Regions from separate parts of the Mus musculus genome. Here regions 1 and 3 are each linked to region 2. The links are chromatin loops, found by intact Hi-C in ENCODE. Cell type or tissue: left cerebral cortex. All regions are shown on one strand.

Region 1 (4,000 bases), 140 kb after region 2:
CGGAGCCCAAGTGCCGGCTTGCAAGCCACTGGCAGTCCGGTCCTGAACAATACTGGGAGATGTTGTAGCCGCCTCTCTCATCTTTTTTCTTTTCGCAGCAGCATCACAAAAGCTCAGAACGAAACCCAACGCAGCAGAACCCCAATGCCTCCCATCTGGTGCACTTCGCCGCCGGGGCAGGAGGAGTATAGGGTTCCCCAAGATTAGGGATGGGGTTTACAGCGGAGGCGCACCTGTATTAGCGCTCGCTGAATTCAAACCAAGCGCTGGCTCGCACAAAGTGAACTCGTGTGTGTGTGTGTGTGTGTGTGTGTGTGTGTGTGTGTGTGTGTGTTATACTTCAGGCCTTCGCACACCTCACGCTCTCAGGGTGTGCTTGGCAAATAGCACACCTCCGGGCCGGCGTGCCTGTGTTGAGCCGTTTCGGTGGGCTCCCCGCGCACGCTGTGCCAGCTTGCCAGCGTCTCTTTGTTTGGTGTGGCTTCACTCAACCATTTGCAAAGCAAATTGATTTTCGGTTTCGCTCAACCTTGCGCTCTGGGACTTAACGTGGGCCACAGCCTCGAATGCCCTCGTTACTTGTAATTGAATATAGTTCTTTCCGGCAAGGGGCTATTTTTAGTGTAGAGAATAACCACGCAAGCATGTTGATCCCCTCCCCCCACGCGCTGTCTTTGACTTTAAGTAGGTGTTTGATGGAGCGGACGCATTCACATCTCGTCGCGCACACGTGCCAGTGTACAAGTGTGCACACATATTTCTACACGTAGTTTTCTTTCTACCGCTTAAAAATGTATTTTAAAATTTGAGACCAGGAATGTATTGTGTGCTTGTAAAAGGAAAAAAAAAACTTTCCTTTGTTCTTCTGGGAATCTTCTATTTTGAGTCATGGAGTAGGAGTACCAGAAGGTTGCTATTAGTTCACTCGAATAAAAGACACTGCCTTCTGAGTCAGAGCTGCCAGGCTGATAATTATTAACATATAAAAGCAAACGCACTGTTTAAGGCAAAAGGGGCGGGGCGGGGGCAGGCCCGCCGCAGACAATGAGCGAGAGTCTTGGCGGACCGCCTGCTGCTCATTGTTCCGGGACTTGAGGCTGCAGTCTCTGCAGGTCCCTCCTGCACGGTTCAGCTCCTGGCTAGCACCTCGGTCCCTCTGGGGTCCACGAGGTTACTTAGCACTAGTCACCGGACCCCGGGTTGCCAGCCCCAAGTGCATCCGTCCCTCTGACCATCAATTCTCTGCTTTACAGGTCGGCAGCTTCACGACCCTGTGTGTCACAAGCCTTGCGGTGGGCACCGAACACCCCTGGAGCCACAAAGTGGGATGTTGTTCGGACAGTTGCGCTAAGAGACCCCACACTGGGCCCAGGTCGCTCTAGCTTCTGGCCACCGTCTGAGAGGCGGCGGCGGAGGGGATGAGCACCGGACGCGCAAAGCGCCTACCGCGAGCTATCCCTGAGAGTGGACACCAAGCAGGACTCCTCGAAGGACCGCGTGGACCTTTACCTCCCCCGGTACAAGGTGGCTTCTTGTTGTGCCTCGGGTCAGGATGCTCTGGGCACCTCCCTGCTGCTGAGATGTTTTGCTTCCAGGCTCTGCCATCCCCAGCCCGGGTCTCAGGAGGAGACGACTGAGTGGGCCGGGCATCAGCCCCTCGTTCAGGTGGATGAAAAGTGCCGGAGGCCTTATATGGAATCAGCGATCACATTTTAAGAGCCATGGACGAAGGGGATGCGCAGTCTCGGGCCCAACAGCAGCTAGAGGCACCGTCTTCGGTTGGAGCTGTCCAAGAGAAGTGCGAGTCAGAGTCCTTCAGGTCTAAGAGTTTACCGGTCCTGCACAGCGCCTCCTGCCGGCAGAATTTCAGTGCTGGGAATGCAGATGGCAAACTGGCCTTGGGTTGCAATGAAGCTCCAGGTCGCCAGGAGACGCATCTAGGACGGAACTTGATAGTCCCCAGCCCTTCTGCTCCATCCACTTCGGCAGGCACTACAACGGAACTCATGGACTGTAACCACAGGATGGACCCCAGCAAAACTGTGTCAGTATCTTCCACTTTGGCCACACTCCAGGAGAGAAGGTGTCTCTACGTGGTCCTTACGGATTCTCGCTGCTTCTTAGTGTGCATGTGTTTTCTGACTTTCATCCAGGCGTTAATGGTCTCTGGGTACCTGAGCAGTGTCATCACCACCATCGAAAGGCGCTATAGCTTGAAGAGTTCTGAGTCAGGGCTGCTGGTCAGCTGCTTTGATATAGGAAACCTGGTGGTGGTGGTGTTCGTCAGCTACTTTGGTGGCCGTGGGCGAAGGCCCCTATGGCTGGCAGTGGGTGGACTTCTTATTGCCATCGGGGCTGCGCTCTTCGCTTTACCTCACTTTATCTCACCCCCCTATCAAATCCAAGAGTTGAACGCTTCGGCCTCCAACGATGGCCTTTGTCAGAATGGCAACTCCACAGCCATCTTGGAGCCTCCTCCCTGTCCCAAGGACTCGGGAGGAAATAGTCACTGGATCTACGTGGCTTTATTCGTTTGTGCACAGGTTCTCATTGGAATGGGCTCTACACCGATTTACACCCTGGGACCAACCTATTTAGATGACAACGTCAAGAAAGACAATGCATCCTTGTACCTAGGTAAGACTTGGAATTCTCAGGCATGTAGTTGGCTCACAGTGACATTCTTTTTCTTCCCCAGTCACAAAGGAACACAACCTTTTGTGTTTTCAAGTATATTAAGCATTATGGTTCATTCCTTTTGAGTCCTGCTTTTGGTGTAGTATGTTTTCAGTTTGGGATAAAGAGCTCTTTGAAATAATTTCACAGTTGTCTTTTCTCACCAATACAAAGGCTGAAAAATAGGACAGCACAGGGCCCGTTCCTCTTGTTGTTCACTTTTGGGGAACCTCTATTTGTCAAGTTTATCTTCTAAGCTTTCTTTCCAAGAAATGACCAGAAAGGAGGAGAGCTCACCAGCAGTTTTGAGTCATTGCTTTGCATTGTTACATCTGTTTCTCATCCCTAAAAGCAGATGATGGGGTAGCCAGACCACATATGCTATGTCACTTCACTTCCAAACTCTATTCTGAACATGTCTGATCACCCAGCACCAACAAAGCCTGAAAAACAGTAGATGAATAAGTTATGTCTGCCCACGAGGAAGCAACAGCATGGGCCATGGATTTATCCAAGGCTGTTTTCATTGGGCTTAGAAGACCTCAGTTACTGGAGTTTGTGAGAGTTCATTACTGTCTTCTGAAGAACACAGGCTCTTGGGTTTCATTCCTTGCCTTTCATTTAAGAGCACAGCAGACAGAGGTGTTTGGGATAAGTTCCGGGTATCCATGGGAGGTCAGCCAGGTATGCACAGGGCTAACCGAGTTTCTAGATGTAACTTTGGTGGTTGTCAGCATCTCTCTGTAGTTAGTAATTGCTCCTTCTAAAGTGCACTAAAAGATGGTTTTGAACCCCTGGAAAGGATCAGTGTTGTTAGACCAGTTAATTGCTCTCTGTTCTGTTTTGCTGGAGTCCACCTAACACTTAAAACACCTAAAGGCACTCTGTGTGTGTGTGTGTGTGTGTGTGTATACATCTGTGTGTACACCACAGGACAACCTTGGATGTTGTCTTCTCTCTCTCTCTCTCTCTCTCTCTCTCTCTCTCTCTCTCTCTCTCTGTCTCTCTCTTTCTCTCTCTTTCGTTCCTGGCTTAGAATTCACCAAGGAGCTCACCTATGTGGCTGTTTAGTAACTTCTTAGCTATGTGTTGGTAGATTCCTTGATGTCTGAATGAGATTTTCCAAGAGAGTGAAGAAGATGGTCAGCTTAGAAGGGCTGTACTTTGTCTTTAGTTTACCCACTGCCCTTGGAGTTACTAACTTAACTTTGTTAGTAAATATACGCACAAATGGTAAAATAAGTATCAATATACCCACTCACTAGACTTAATAATTCCTTATTTTATCAACTGTGTATGGTGGCCAATACCTGTAATTCCAGCA
Region 2 (4,000 bases):
CACTATGATTTCCTGACGTTGCTAGACTGAATCAACAACAACAACAACAACACCTGCCTGTGCAAGATGGGCAATCGCACTTCACAGGATTCCAGGGAACGGTCAAGAGAACTGTTAGGTTAAGTGGGTGATCTCTGGGGACCTGGGGAGGAATCCAAGCGCTCGCCAATGAGTGTGGTGGGCGGGGAGAAGACTATCAGGGGACCTCCACAGGCCTGATCTCTTCTACTGCCTCCCTCTCCAAGTACCCTGAGGCCGGATCTGCACCCTCCCTCTTAAAGCCTGCACAGCCTTCGGGGGTTTCAGAAGTCTAGGGTCCCGAGACCCAGCGGGTGCCGCCCTAGCCTTGGCCTGAGGTAGGTAGGTCTTTGGCCCGCTGGAGGGACCTACCCCGAAGGCTACAGGCTTCCAGCACGGCTGGGAACAGTGCTCTGTAATCGCTTTCAAAATTCGTTTTGCAGTTGTTTGGTTGTTTTTGTTTTTTCTTTGTTTTACTTAGTTAGTTGTTTTTGGCTTTGTTTTTGTTTTAAACTTCGTAATTGGATTTTGGCTTTCCACCTCCGGAGTCGCTTGTCTTGGGAGTTAGAGCCTGCGCTGTTCGGGGCTCAGGGGGAGATAGACGGAGAGGCCTGTGTGGTGGCTGACCTCGCCCCCTGACCCTATGTTCTTTAACATCTGAGTCACGACCCGGGTTGTTTTCCTTATTGGACACATTGATCCCTGATCTTAAAATCCTCGGACCCTACGGGTCTTCACTCCTTAGCCCTGCTGTGTGGCTACTGAGAAAGAAGCATTTCGGGGGCCAGGGCCGCCGCGGCCAGGTCGGCGACAACCGAGACATCTCTCTGCTGCCTGGCTTGGGACTTGTCATCCCGGAGTCTCCAGAGGCGACCTAGGTTGAGATGGCTAGGGTTGCCAAGAGATTGGAGATGTGGCGGGAAGGGGCGCTGGGCGTGGGTCTCTAGAGGGAGGACGAATACCGCTCCGCTCCCCTCGGTGCTGTTGGGACCGCCGGGGTCGCTGACGTTTCGCTAAACTCCTTGGGGTGCCGAGTCGACTCAGAACCCCTTCTGCACTGTCCCACCGAGAGCGCACACTTCTCCTATCTCGGCTGCATACTCAAGAGCGCCTGAAGCCACTGCCTGCTCCGAAACCGGTGCAGGGTCGTGCCCTAGTAGCTTGGCTAAAAAAATTATATTAAAAAAAAAAAAAAAAAGACGCTCGTAGAGACCTAGGCGGGTGGTTCGTTTTGTTGGGCTGATAATTAAGAGAGACGGAATTGAAACCCGTTTTGTAGGAGCCGGGTTGAGGGCTTGGGAGCGGGGGTCACCGGCATTCCTTAGTCAAGGTGGTTTAGGGAGCAAAAGAGAAGGCGACCTGAGCCAGCACCTTTCAGTCGGGTGACACCAAGGCAGATTTTCGTTAGAGGTTTGAGACGTTTGGCTTTTTAGTTCGGTTTGGTGTGGGAGTTTGTGCCTTTTGTGTTACTTTTTTCGAGCTAGGATTGGCGGGATCGAATTGGGAACTTTGTTCATTGACTTTGATGGGGTGGAGGGAAGTAGTTAAGATCACCTAGGACCCCTCACTCAGCCAGCTCGGTTTCCCACAGATCCGCAAAACTCAGCTTGCGATGGCCTTACCGCCCTCTGGTGAGACCCAGTCCCAGGACAAGGCGAACTACCTGCCCCAGAGCAACCCTCACCACCTGACTACCTACTACGCGCATGCCCCAGGCTACAGTCACTTTAGGAACCTCGCCACCACCGAGGAGGAGTTTCAACCTTGGAAACTGGCAGCTGCAGTGCTTGAGTCCCAGGCGATGGCCCCTCTTGATGCTTTTCGGATGACTGCTCCCTTGTTGAACCCGGGTCTGGCTGTTCAGAGCGAGCCGCTCTACAATCTGCCCTGGTACAAATTGTCACCATGGAACCGAATTCCTCAATTCACTCCCGAAGTACCACGATTTCTAGACAGCACTGAGCATAGGAGCAGCGGTTCCAGCAACCAAAATTTGGTCCTCGGCGGCGGCGGTGGCCAAATCAGTGGTCAGAGGTGGGAAGCTGAAAATTTACTTCTGCCATCCCCGGTAATTGCTTCCCTACTACCTGATGGAATTAAGTCGTCCCAGTCAATATCTGTCCCCCAAACCTTGAATCAAGAGGGGAAGCTGCCGTTTTGCGGCTTCAACTTCACAGAGGAGGAACTGAGCTTCGTTCTGTATGGAGCCATCGCTAGTCCGGAGCACCCAACCGACTTACAGCATGCAATTTCAGGCATCCTGGTTCCCACAGAGAGTTCTGGTAAGGAAATCTACATTTTGGGTCTGGGTTGGTTGGTACAGGTCCGGACCACGCAGTATTAAAACATGGATGTATGTTGGGGCGAGTGTCTCTCTAAACCGCCTTCTCTGCTGGCTTCTCATGGTCCTCCTTGCCTAACCGTGTAATTCCTGAGATTGCTTTTAGTGAGCTCTGAGGACTAAGAGCCAAGTGGTTTCCCTCGGTGGCTTTAGGAATGTACAAAGTATCTACATGATGGTCTCCAGAAATTCACACCTGGCAGCTCTTTACCTCAGAAAGCATTGTCTCTGACTCTCAAGTTTGCAAAATGGAGTTCATTACCCACCAAACCTCCCCCAAAGGGTTTTTTTGAGGCTCAAATGAGCAACAGTGTACAAAAAGCCTGTGTCAATGATACAGCAGCAGTAAAGGGTAGAGGATAAATGTCCAATGTAAATCCTCTCTAGGGACTGAGGGAACCCTGTCGGGAAGGCAACTCACTGTCTTTTTCTAGGGTCTAATCATCTTCATAAAACCCTGGACAAAGACTCCCTCCAGCTTCCGGAAGGTAGGCTGCACTCCTTGCCTGGATTTATTTCCCACAACTAATGTTGACTCACTGCCCAGGCTCATTCTCCTTTCCTCTCCTGCCTCGGGTTCACCTAGGTCTCTGCCTCATGCAGACCTCATTTGGTGATGTGCCACACTTTGGCGTGTTCTGCAGCGACTTCATTGCCAAAGGAGTGAGATTTGGACCCTTTCGAGGTAGAGTGGTCAATGCCAGCGAAGTGAAGGCACACAGGGACAACTCTCGGATGTGGGAAGTAAGTGTGTTTCTGGGGGTGGGGGGTGCTGAATTTGGGGAGGACGACCTGAGGTTGGGGGAGGCGGTACCCTTGAAGGCCTTTATTGAGAAAGACATTGGTGTTCGCTCCAGCAGGACCTCACTCTGCATGAAATCCACGTTGTAGTGGGTGAAGCAACTTTAATCTGTACAGATCAGACATGGAAAGTACATTTAAAGAATTACCACTGTGTGTTTTATTTACAGGCAAACCAAGTGTTTTAAATATGATAGAGTGTTAAAAGCATGCTACAGGAAAGAAAGACAAGTTTTAGACTTTCATGTTACTTTCTTGTAAAATTAGCCAAGGATTAACAAAACAAATAAAGCAAGTTAGTGCCTGTCTAAGGGAGGCTGCTGAGACAGCAGCTTCTCGTTTACAGGACCCACTTGTCAGAATAACCAGGTAACTTAAAATCTGAAAGCCCTGACCCTGGACTTCTAGCAATATACTTTAGGATGATAACCTGTGATTTTGGCAATGTGGAAGAGCTGAATTAAACAGTAATTTATACTAAACTGTACTTAAACTAAGCTGCGGCACTAGCTGCCCGATCCCACGCCTCCACACTGGGCAGAAGAGAAAGAATCCTCCGCAGCTCATCCCAAAGGGCTGGGCTCAAATAAGACCTAGTTAGTTCCCTTACCCTTGCTTATAAAACTAACGTACACCACAGTAGAAACTCAGGGATCGAGAATGTGATAAGGGCATGAATTCATTTTTAAAGTATGTTGTTAGCCAGGCGTGGTGACGCACACATTTAATCCCAGCACTAGGGAGGCAGAGGCGGGCAGATTTCTGAGTTCGAGGCCAGCCTGGTCTACAAAGTGAGTTCCAGGACAGCCAGGGCTATACAGAGAAACCCTGTCTCTAAAT
Region 3 (4,000 bases), 1.4 Mb before region 2:
GCATTTACATTTCATGTGTTTTGCTTTTCCTAACTGGAAGAAATCTCTCTCTCTCTCTCTCTCTCTCTCTCTCTCTCTCTCTCTCTCTCTCTGTCACACACACACACACACACACACACACACACACAGTGAGGGGGTCGGTCTCATCTGCTTTGAGGCCTCTGACTTCTCTACTTCAGTGATACATAGTAATGAAATTTTAGTGACCCCCAAATATAATCAACCTTGAATTTCTTTGGGTATTTACATCGCCTAGGGTTTTTACTGCAGTTTTGCCGACATGTTTTGCTTAATTGAAGCCATGCCAGAGAAGAAAAACAAAACTCTGTTTTTGTTGGGAAATCATTTTTTTTCTTTTTTCCTAAGCCCTCAGTGTGATAGAAAGGGTAGTAGTCTCACAGATTTGCAATGGAGTGTGTTTGATTTTAGCTTATCGAAGAATGCAGCTTTGTTGACAATATTTGTCTTTTTGACTCACAAAAATATGTCCTTTCGTTAAAAAATTAAATTAGTGAAACAACACAGCTTCCAGAAGTAAGCCACTCCCCCGCCTACCTGTTTTTAAAGACGAAAAAGCTACCAAAAATCTTCATTTTCTCTACTTCTTAAGAGAAGAGAGTCACTATTAATGAATGAAATTCGAATATCCTGTTTGAGGAAGTAGACACATCTTTTAATCTTGAGTTTAGACAAAGGCGCTGTTCATATCTCTTTGGGGGAACTATCTCCCGCATCGGAACAGCCTTGCCAACAGCATCTCTCTTTGAGATGCCTCCGAAGTATCCCACAAACATTTCCAGTGTGCTGCTGCTGCTACGTTTAACACCGTGTGTTGAAACCACTGTCATCTAGTTTCCACTTTTATCAGACAAGCGGGGCTGGAAAGAGCTAAAACAATATATACTAGAAAGGAAAAATAAGGAAGGCTCAGACTATCCTCATTCCTACTTTCACTTCTCTCCCCTCCCCCCGCCCCCTCCCCCTCCCACCCAATTTACAGAACCACGTGTGGGCTTCTACTTCTCCAGCTGTTCTCCAGTTTCTTATACAGTTTGGGTTTGGGATTTTTTGTTTTCTTTTCCTTTTTTTTCTTTTCCCTTTTCTTCTCTCTCTCTCTCTCTCTCTCTCTCTCTCTCTCTCTCTCTCTCTCTCTCTCAGTAGTAAGAAAACCAATGCAGAGTGAGAAAAAGGGTCTGATTTCGGATTGCAGAGCCACCAGAAAGAGCTACAGGGCCCGCTAATCAGGACTTGCTGGCCGAGCTGATCCCCTGGGATGCGCTGCTGACTACCGAGAAAGTCCCAGCCTCCTAGCTTGGAGGGAACAGAGAAGCATTGAGCAAGAAGCTAGGTTTACACAGAGAGGACTAGAAATCAACAAAGGAAACCCTCCTGTCTGAGGTGAATTTCACTTAACTATCTGCATCCGGCTGGAGTCCTTTGGTCTTTGGTCCAGGACGAGTCCTTCGTAGCTACAGAACATCGTGCGACCCTCTGCCCTACCCTCCTCCTCCTCTTCTTCCTCCTCTTCCTCCTCTTTTTTCTCATCTCAATTTTCAAATGGGTCAACTATTACTGATCTTGCAAGCTACCTTTCCCAGTATTTCCTGCACTATACATTTTTCGTTTTTCCGGAGCAAACGGTTTAATCAGCACTTTTAACATGCAATTAATTTTCAAAGTGTATTCATGTCCCCTTCTGTCTGAACTCTCTGGAAAGCCACATTCAACACCACAGGTAAACACAACACTTCCAGTTTGCCTCTGTAAATGTAAATTAGTCTGATTGCTTGTCAAAATGCAAGTGCTGCAGGATCGCAACCCAGGCTCATTAAATTACTGACTTCAGTCTTTAAGGAATCATACATAACTTCGAAGATTAAAACACGCTATGAGCAGCAATTACACTTTTTTTGTTGTTTGTGAAAAGCTCAGAGTCCATGCAGCATTTTACCCTACCCGATTACCAGTGGTTCTCTTAGATCTTTGTCAAGTAATTTGAGTTTTACTTTTGAAAATATAGATTCGATCGTTTAAGAGGAAAATGTCTCTAACGTGTTGTGTCTGTTTAGGTTGGGCGCTTACTTCGGGATCTTCAGCAAATTAACAATTAGAAATCTGGGACAAAGATTTCAGGATTAAAACGGCAGGAGTATTCAACATGCTTTGTGGGGATCAAACTAAGAGGATGAAATTTGCCCCCTCTGTTCAAGCTCACTATACATTATATATGTTACAGCTGTGATTCAGATAATCCACCGTTTTAGTATCCTGTTAATGCTTGGGTGAAGTGAGTCCATGAAGCAGAATTCAGTTCTGATCCTTAAAGGACAGCTTAGGAATTGCATGTGTCTAGTGTTTGAAAAACAACCACATGATAGCAAGAGTAAAACATACCACCCAGCCAAGCAAGCAGACAACAAAAGGAAAGCAGTCAGTCTCAATCAGCACGTGCAATCTCTGCAGATCGGACTAATACTCCCAGGCACATTAGGTTTTCATTAGGGAAACTGGCCCTTCAGAGTGCCTCCCAGAACATGTCCAGAAATGAAGACAAGTGCTCTGCTGGAAACATAATTTGCCTCACCCCAGACATGCTTTGCTTATCGGACAGGTCATTTTGCTCTCTGCCTGCCACCACTCCTTTGGCACTAATCTTGGCACTTGGGTGGGTTCTGGTTTGGCATGGAGGACAGGAAAGTTTGGAAATGATCTTTATTGCTCCCTCTGATACTGGCCTTCAGGAGTGCTGCAAGTCAATGCACTGCTGCTTATTTTGTCCAAATGAGTGCCCTTCCACAAGCCATGCTTTTTAAGAAAAAGTCCTGATTGTTAAAACTGTAAGAGAGCTCAAGCTCTCAAAGATTTAGTTTTCTTTTTTATGGTAACAGAACTTAGAATGGAACAGGGTTGGGTCTTTGTTGTTGCTATTGCTTTTTTTATAAGAACTTACAACTTTAAACCAAAGTTTGTGTGTCTGTGTGTCTGTGTGTGTGTGTGTGTATAATTAGCTATCTATCAAATAGCATGGTAAGAAAGTTGTAATCAAAATTAAACCTAAGTAAATTCCAGGAGTATGTGTGGGGAAATAAATAGTCTAAGCAGCATAAACTCGAGATCTAATTCATGTTTTTCATGAATTCAACCTCTTCATTTACTGTAGACACTGGGGAATGCTTGCATAATACATACTCATTTTCTAAATCATACTCATAGGACAATATATTAGATATTTTTTGAAGTTCGCTTACAATTTTATTCTATATGGGTGATAAGAAAAAAAATTGCCCTACGTGTGTCGGTTACACAACATCATAGAACTTTGAACTGAACAATCGTGCCATTGCTTTCTGGTAGGAGAAGGAAACAGGATGGGTACATTAAGGAATGATACTCCACCAAGGCTCATGTTAGATAGTAACTTTTTACAGGGAACATCAGGCCAAACATGGGCATATTATTAGGTTGCCTTATTTTGGAAAAGGCAAATTGGAAGCTCTAGAACTTCCCTCTTTTTGAAATCAGTCATTGACAGTCAAAAGTATTCACACACACACACACACACACACTAGTAAGCCAGGAGGATGATTGGGGTGTGTGTGTGTGTGTGTGTGTGTGTGTGTGTGTGTATTTGCAAAGAGAGAAAATAAAATGAGAAAAGGAAAATTGTCAAATTAGGTTTAAAATACAGAAATATTATATTTCAATAACTGGAAATTTTATCTAAGACCGAAATTTCAATATTTTGTTTAAAAAATTAACTAAACATATACTAGCATTTTTCATGGTAATTATTTGTGAGACATGGGATAAGGGTAAATTGACCTCAATTCTTTTCCCAGGTGGGAATCAGTTCAGGAATCCTTGTCCCTCACTAAGTCTTAGTGCAGAAAGACAAAAGGAAACTCCCCCTCTGCTCATTACAGCCCAGGTCCTTTCCTGTCTACCTCAAGACCCTGGGACATTATTAAAGAACTTGGTGATGTCCTTTGACATTTTTATA

The links. A loop is a pair of places that touch in the nucleus more often than their neighbours do. Peaks named below come from ENCODE experiments on the same cell type or tissue, not always from the same donor. Only the 100,000 strongest peaks of a DNase experiment are listed, where the experiment ranks them.
Region 1: it touches region 2 in a loop (2.4-fold over the local background); 2 of 42 quality-filtered maps call a loop at or near these places.
Region 3: a loop joins it to region 2, with 12 times the contacts of the local background. A loop is called at or near these places in 4 of 42 quality-filtered maps.

The regions. Positions count from the first base shown.
Region 1 is chr1:12,988,217-12,992,216 of GRCm38, reverse strand. Slco5a1 (solute carrier organic anion transporter family, member 5A1) reads left to right here and starts at 1,082. Exons shown (of 9, transcript NM_172841.2): 1 at 1,082-2,637. The coding sequence starts at 1,722. In left cerebral cortex, a CTCF peak has its summit at 1,861 (motif pointing left); DNase peaks (open chromatin) are centred at 482, 1,075, 1,561 and 1,811; H3K4me3 peaks cover 1,705 bases; H3K27ac peaks cover 216 bases.
Region 2 is chr1:13,123,466-13,127,465 of GRCm38, reverse strand. Prdm14 (PR domain containing 14) reads left to right here and starts at 303. Exons shown (of 8, transcript NM_001081209.2): 1 at 303-356; 2 at 1,610-2,300; 3 at 2,794-2,847; 4 at 2,946-3,103. The coding sequence starts at 1,631. In left cerebral cortex, no CTCF peak of the experiment used is centred here; DNase peaks (open chromatin) are centred at 1,412 and 1,830.
Region 3 is chr1:14,501,855-14,505,854 of GRCm38, reverse strand. No RefSeq gene overlaps it. Among named protein-coding and RNA genes, the nearest start is that of Eya1, 190 kb to the right of the region's middle. In left cerebral cortex, no CTCF peak of the experiment used is centred here; DNase peaks (open chromatin) are centred at 1,408, 1,552, 1,785, 2,085 and 1 more place.